Regions from separate parts of the Homo sapiens genome. Here regions 2 and 3 are each linked to region 1. A link is an interaction called in ENCODE POLR2A ChIA-PET data of the cell type or tissue named here. Cell type or tissue: OCI-LY7. All regions are shown on one strand.

What was found. Peaks named below come from ENCODE experiments on the same cell type or tissue, not always from the same donor. Only the 100,000 strongest peaks of a DNase experiment are listed, where the experiment ranks them.
Region 2: POLR2A ChIA-PET joins it to region 1 with 9 read pairs; 4 of 35 experiments call an interaction of 5 or more read pairs at or near these places.
Region 3: POLR2A ChIA-PET joins it to region 1 with 6 read pairs; 3 of 35 experiments call an interaction of 5 or more read pairs at or near these places.

Annotation. Positions count from the first base shown.
Region 1 is chr3:47,140,394-47,142,893 of GRCh38, reverse strand. The region is part of intron 1 of SETD2 (SET domain containing 2, histone lysine methyltransferase); the gene reads left to right. Among named protein-coding and RNA genes, the nearest start is that of SETD2, 22 kb to the left of the region's middle. RefSeq lists a silencer at 521-620. In OCI-LY7, no CTCF peak of the experiment used is centred here; a DNase peak (open chromatin) is centred at 1,503; H3K4me3 peaks cover 1,326 bases; H3K27ac peaks cover 1,785 bases.
Region 2 is chr3:47,313,910-47,316,409 of GRCh38, reverse strand. The region is part of intron 1 of KLHL18 (kelch like family member 18); the gene reads right to left. Among named protein-coding and RNA genes, the nearest start is that of KLHL18, 32 kb to the right of the region's middle. In OCI-LY7, no CTCF peak of the experiment used is centred here; no DNase peak of the experiment used is centred here.
Region 3 is chr3:47,249,665-47,252,164 of GRCh38, reverse strand. All of the region lies in intron 10 of KIF9 (kinesin family member 9), which reads left to right. It overlaps SNORD13J (small nucleolar RNA, C/D box 13J), which reads left to right and starts at 1,556; the gene lies at 1,556-1,648. It also overlaps the pseudogene SNORD13P3. In OCI-LY7, CTCF peaks have their summits at 1,170 and 1,373 (motif pointing left); a DNase peak (open chromatin) is centred at 1,404.

The sequences.
Region 1 (2,500 bases):
AGTTCAAGACCAGCCTGGCCAACATGGTGAAACCCCATCTCTGCTAAAAATACAAAAAATCAGTTGGGCGTGGTGGCAGGCTCCTGTAATCCCAGCTACTCAGAAGGCTGAGGCAGGAGAATTGCTTGAACCTGGGAGGCGGAGGTTGCAGTGAGCGAGATTGCGCCATTGCACTCCAGCCTGGCCGACAAGGGCAAAACTCCATCTCAAAAAAAAAAAAAAAGACAATGTATATATGGTATTCCCCTTCCCCACCTCCCCCCACCACGAAGTAGCATACTAAATTTACTGTTTTGTTTCTTGCTTTTTTTCCTTAACAGTACATTCCGGAGCAGTATACAGAGATCTTCATTATGACCTTTTATTTTAATTAAATTAATTAATTAACTTAGATTCTTGCTCTGTCACCCAGGCTGGAGTGCAGTGGCACCATGTCATCTCACTGCACCCTTGGCCTCTGGGGCTCAAGCAGTCTTCTCACCTCAGCCTCCTGAGTAGCTGGGACTACAGGCGCACACCATCACACCTGGCTAATTTTGCTTATTTTTTGTAGAGGCGAGGTCTCACTATGTTGCTCAGGATGGTCTCGAACTCCTAGCCTCAAACAACCCTACTGCCTCAGCCTCCCAAAGTGCTGGGATTACAGATGGGGGAGCTACCACGTCCAGCCCATTATTATGATCTTTTAGATCAAAGTTCGTAATTAGAACTTTTTGAAGCTGCATACTACCACATTGAACGGATGTACCAGGGTTATTCAGTCACTGTTACAACCTTTTACTAGCACACAGATAGCCTTTTGCAGTTTATTTTAACCTTTTTCTGTATGAAATGATGGATAGTGGTGCATTCAGTGCATTGTAATTCACAATCATCCTATATTATCATTTGGCTTTGCCTTGTAAGAATATGTGTTTCAAGTGTTTTTTTTAAGGTATGGATAGCTTTTACCCTACTTGTAGTTGTGTTAGTTGACTTGAAACCTTTTCCTTCTATACCTCAGACATTAATTACAATGAAAAAAAAATGCTTAAACTCTTTACCAAAACCAGAAAATAAACAATGGCTATTTTTATTGCATTTAAGCTTTTGTTCCGTAAGAGTACTGAATTGTTTTTTAATGTGTTTTGATTTTGGTCGGGTGGTAACTTATGCTAGAAACTTTTTGAATTGTTGTACTTGGTATGTTTCTAAAATAGAAAGCAGCCCACACATTTTTTTATTTTTTCTTTATAACAAAAGAAAACTTACTTGTGAAACATGAAATAATAAAATTATTTTCAGAAGCATTTTTAGTATTAAGATGAAAGTAAGCAGTTATTTATGATGGAAAGAGATCTGAAATATGTATAAAAAGAGAGACCTTGTCTTTCTCATGTCTTTCCATTTAATCACATCACAGGTTTTATTTCTGTGTTTTTATTTAGAAGGTGGGTTTTTCAGAGCTAATTTGCATGAAAGGCTGTAACTTGAAAGAGCTGTTTTTGTATTCTCATTTAATGTGGTTAAGCAAGAGTAGGACAGGAAGGCTGACATAAGTACTTAGTCTGGTACAATACAAGATAGGTACAGTTTAAACATTAACCAACTGGGTGCAGTGGCTCATGCTTGTAATCCCAGCACTTTGGGAGGCTGAGGCAGGCAGATCGCTTGAGCCCAGGAGTTTGAGACCAGCCTGGGCAACATGGTGAAACCCCATCCCTACTAAAAATTCAAAAATTAGCCAGGCATGGTGGTGTGTGCCTATAATCCTAGCTACTTGGGAGGCTGAGGTGGGAGGATCACTAGAATGGGGCGGGGGTGGGTGGTGTGAGGTTGCAGTGAACCAAGATCATGACACTGCACTCCAGCCTGGGTGAGGGCAGTGAGATCCTGTCTCACAAAAAAACAATATTAACCAAGCGAGCTTAGAGTCTACAGTCTAATTATAATAGTCTAATTATAACAAGCCATCTCCCTCAGAAACCTATCTCATGTCTTTCTTCGTATTCGATACTTAGAATTTTTAATTTTAATTTTAATTTTTTATTTGAGACAGAGTCTCGCTGTGTCACCCAGGCTGGAGTGCAATGGCGCAATCTCAGCTCACTGCAACCTCCACCCCACTGGGATTCAAGTAATTCTTGTGCCTTAGCCTCCCGAGTAGCTGGGATTACAGATGACTGCCACCATGCCTGGCTAATTTTTGTATTTTTAGTAGAGACAGGATTTCACCATGTTGGCCAGGCTGATCTTGAACTCCTGACCTCAAGTGATCCACCCGCCTTGGCCTCCCAAAGTGCTGAGATTACAGGCGTGAGCCACTGCACCTGGCCAGTCAACTCTTTCTGTGTGATTCACTGGCTTGTACTAAAGATGAATTTCAGCATTTATGCATATTTATCTTTTGAGGCTTATTTGGTATTGGAGGTTTTCCTCTCTCACTTTTTGCTAATGAGGAAAACAAATGGATAATTGAAAAGATTAACTCAGAGTAATGAGTAAAATTACTGGAATTCAA
Region 2 (2,500 bases), 170 kb before region 1:
TTCAAGCAATCCTCCCACCTCAGCCTCTCAAAGAGCTGGGATTACAGGCGTGAGTCACCACACCTGGCCTAGTTTGTTGTTATTGAGAAATCCAATGCTATTTTGAATCCTAACTCTAAGTATGTAACTGTGCTCTCTAGAAGCCTTTAGGATTTTCTCTGTATTCTTGTAGTTCTAAAATTTCACAGTATTGTATCTTGGTATTGGTTTTCTTTTATTGTGCTGTATCAATCTACAGACATTATTTCAGTTCTGGAAAAATCTCTTTACACCATTTAATCCTTGATAATTTCCTCCCTCCTATTGTAATTTTTTCTCCTCAGAAATTTCTATTAGTCAGGTGTTAGATTTCTTGGAATAATCCTCTAATTTTCTTATTGTTCTTCCTCACTTTCCATCTCTTTCATTTGGTCTATCAGTGAGGAAACTTCTTCAACCCTATCTTACAATCTTTCTGTGTTGTAGGTTTTTATACTGGCTATCATATTTTTAATTTCCTAGAGTTCTTGTTTTCAAAAGCTTCCTTTTTAAAAGAATCCTGTTCATCTTTCATGAATGCAATATTTTCTCAAATCTCTCCTGAGACAGTATATAGTTACAACTTTTTTTCTTCTTTATCTCTCTGCTTTTACTGTTTCCTGAGATATTTTCTCTTCCAATTGTTTTGATCTCTGTCTTCTATGTTAGAGGTTTTCTTTAAATGTCTGGTGACACTTGGCTAGGGGGTAGGCTTGTTGATTTGTGGGCTTCACATTAGGGTGATCAGGCAAGAATCGGCCATTTGATTGAGGACCCCTAGAAGTATTCAGTATCTTCAGGACTTTTTCTCTGGAGTTAATTTTATCAGAGCACGATCTTCCAGTCTCTTGCAGGGAAATATCTGTCGGCCTACAGATATTCTGGAAACTGGGTCTAAGAGGTGGATGGTTCTACCATGCACTACTGATAACTCTTATCTTAAAGCCCTTCTTTTCAGTTTTGTTCCATATTGCACCCTTTCTCCTATGCTTGGTGTGCCTGATTCGGAGCCTCTGGTTCAGTATCTAAGACTAAACTTCCTATCTCCTGAGAGAGTGGGGGAGGGGGTGCAGGCATCTAATTGCCTTTCATACAGACTTCCAAGTAATCTTCCTGTTTTCAGTATTTGGTGTCTCCAATTCTGGAACAATTCCAGGGTTCTACACTAGAAATCCTCTTCCTTCTCAGTTTCTCCCCCGGGAGGCACTTTCAGTTCCTCTGGCCCACTAAGTCTTCCACACATGCTCTCTGGCTTTAATATTCCATTGATTTCTCATTTGCTGATATGTCTTTCCCCTCTTACTACTATTTTAATGGGGTTATGGAGGGGAATGAAAGTTAAGTATGTGTTCAACTGGCTGTGTTTAACTGCTGTGCATTTATTTTTCATCTAGAAAATAAACAGAAGACAAAAGAACAAGCTGTATGTGCACCAACAGAGTGACCTGGTTTCAAAAAAAAACCAGCTACAGAGAAGATAGGCCTATCTTGGGATATGTTAGCCTGATTACATTTGAGTTCTGTATTCAGCTAAGGGGAACAACAAATTGGACCTTGTCTAGATGAGGAAGACCAAGATGGGCAAGAGTCTGAAAGCTACATCTTATAAGGAATAGCTAAAGGATAGTCTGGAAAAGGTAATTTAGGAGGAACCTGATAGTTGTTGTCAAATCCTAGAAGGGCTATCACATGGATTAGGGCAGATCTAGAAAATTACAGGAAGGCAGATTTTCTTTTATCATAAAGAATAAGAGCTAAGTGCAGGGCGCGGTGGCTCATGCCTGTAATCCGAGCTCTCAGGGAGGCAGAGGTGGGAGGATAGCTTGAGCCCAGGAGTTCGAGACCTGCATGGGCAATATAGCGAGACTCCGTTCTTCACAAAAAGGAAGAAAAAAAAAAAGACAAAAAACAAATAAGCGTAAGAATAAGAGCTAAGAACACTTAGCGGGGTCCTGGACTGGTTTCAAAACTATTAAGTGACTACTTAGAGGCCTTCCAATTCTACAATCCTGTGATACTACATTTTTGTGAAAAGCTTTTAAAAACCCAAACACTCTCATTTGTAATCTCAGTTTTTACATGTCTCATTTTTTGCTGGGCACAGTGGTTTATGCCTTTAATCCTAGCTCTTTGGGATGCTAAGGTGGGAAGGTTTCTTGAGGCAGGGATTTTTAAGACCAGCCTGGGCAACACAGCAAGACCTCATCTCTACAAAAAACTAGCCAGGCATGGTGGTGCATGCTTGGGAAGATGGTTTGAGTCCAGGAGTTCAAGGTTGCAGTGAGCTATAATTGTCACTGCACTCCAGCCTGGGCAACAGAGCAAGAGAATGTCTCGAAAAATAAAATAAAATAAAATGTCATTTTTTAAAAAAAGAGATGATCATTTATTGAGCTCCTTTTGTATGCCACTGACTATGCCAGGTACCCATTCTGCACATTTTCTCATTTCAGTCCTCACAGCAACCCTCTGCAGTAGGCAG
Region 3 (2,500 bases), 110 kb before region 1:
GAGATGTGGAAAAATTATTTTGGTTGCTGCCTTTCCTAGACTGTAGCCAGTATTCTCAGGTCATTTTCAGCACTGTCTTCGGTATTGATGCCTGTTTTCAAGAGGGTAGAATTGCTTCTTCAGAATTTCTTTGGCTGATGGGGCTGGCTATAAGGCAGAAGACTGGGTTCCTAATCCACCTCTTCCACAAGCTCTCTGTGGCGAGTTGCTCAGACCCTCTCAACCTCAGGGTCGTCCTCTGTGAACAAGGAAGTTGGCCTGATAACCTGCAGTGACCCTCCCACTCTGCCAGTCGGTGATTCTGTGAAGTGGTGTAAAGGGCTGTGAGCCTCAGGCATAAACAGACAGCAGGGAGAGACTTAGTATACTCCACTCTGCCAAGAGAAGATACACTGGCAAGCTGCAGTGGGATGAAAATCGGAAAACTGCCTGCCCCAAGAGCTGCCCCACAGCCTGATGTGCAGCTTAAGCAGAATTCTCTGAATTATCCTCATTACATTTATAATGAAAATGCCTATTAGGAAACTTACATGAGTCTGTGCTGTTTCCAAGGCATTTTTTTCCTATCTAAAAAATGTCCCTGTTTGTTGTTGTTGTTTTTGAGACAGGGTCTCACTCTGTTGCCCAGGCTGGAGTGCAGTGGTGCAATCTTGGCTCACTGTAACCTCTGCCTCCCGGGTTCAAGCCATTCTCCTGCCTCAGCCTGCTGAGTAGCTGGGATTACAAGCATGTGCCACCGCACCCAGCTATTTTTTATTTTTAGTAGAGATGGGGTTTCACCATGTTGGCCAGGCTGGTCTTGAACTCCTGACCTCAAGTGATCTGCCCGCCTTGACCTCCTAAAGTGCTGGGATTACAGGCATGTGCCACTGCACCCAGCCTCCTACATCACCTTCTGATTGGCCCAGACATGTAAGTTTGGCTCTGCTGTGCCTCACTGAACAGAGTCATCAAGCTGGAGGACCCTGATGGCTCAGTCGAACTTTCTGTAGCTGGGCCATGATACATTTTCTAGAGCTGGGAGAAGGATGGCATGTGGACAGGTGAGACTGGCCAGCAAGCCTCTCCTGTTGACCCCACAGGAAGTCCACACCTGAAGGGGACCTTTGTGGGGCTTCCAGAGGGGCAGATCCAGGATCTGGACACTGGTCACATGCCTTGGGTCCCAGGCTTTGTGCCTGAATTGCCACAGAGCCATCAGGATGCCAGGGGTTCTGTTGACCCTTGCTATGTGAGGGCAGTTGGGCCTCAGTGCCCAGGTGACCTGGTTGGATGAGGGCTAGAATACAGCAGGCCTTTGGTCTGGGAGAGGGCCAGTGGGGCAGTGGACTGGTCACAGTTTTGGTCACCAGTCCCAGGATCCAGGTGTCAGGGGCTCCCTCCAGTGGCCCTTTTATGACAACTAAAGGAAGTCCTATTGTTCACAGCGAGGGTTCTCAGCTTGAAGTTCCTTGTGCCTCTTTTAGGGAAGACACTCAGATGGTATATCGAGTATAAAATGACTTAGCGATTCTTCTCCTCAAAATGTGTCATTTATGATCCTTTTGTAGTTCATGAGTGTGATGATTGTGTGTTCATACGCTTGTGTGAGATGTGCCACCCTTGAACCTTGTTACGACATTGGCACATTACCCGTCTGATCTGAAAAAAAAAGTATCATTTATTTACTTACCTAAAATCTATGGAGTGCTTACTATGTGCCAAGTGCTTTTTAAAGCACTTGGAATACCTGACTGCATGAACAGAAACACAAATCTCTGAGCTTGCAGTCTGATGGGAATAGGGGAGATACATAATAATAATCACAATAAATAGGTAAGTTCTAAAGTTTCACTGTTTAATACGGTAACTGCTACTCAAATGTGGCTATTTAATTAAAATTAGAATTACTTCTTCAGGCACCCTAGCCACATTTCAAGTGTTCAGTAGCTGTATTTGTCTCATCATTACCATACCGGGCAGCACAAATATGGAACATTTCAATAATTGCAGAAAGTGCTATTGGACAGCACTAATCTAGAATATGTTAAAAGGCAAAATGTGCTATGAAAAAAAATTAGAGATTTTTAAAGCATGTTGCAGGGGTGGAGAAGGTATTACAATTTTTTTTTTTTTTGAGACAGTGACTCGCTCTATTGCTCAGGCTGGAGTGCAATGGTGCGGTCTCAGCTTACTGCAACCTCTGTCTCCCGGGTTCAAGCAATTCTCCTGCCTTAGCCTCTCTAGTAGTTGGGATTACAGGCGCATGCCACCATGCTTGGCCAATTTTTGTAATTTTTGTAGAGACAAGGTTTCACAAGGGTGGTCTCGAACTCCTGACCTCAGATGATCCACCTGCCTTGGCCTCCCTAAGTACTGGAATTGCAGGGATGAGCCACCGCACCTGGCTGGAATTACAATTTTAAAGAGTAATTGTGGTGCACCTAATTTAGAAGCTTTTGAACAAAGATTATCAGGAGGTAAGTGAATGAGTCTTGGAAATACTTAGGAGAAGAGAATT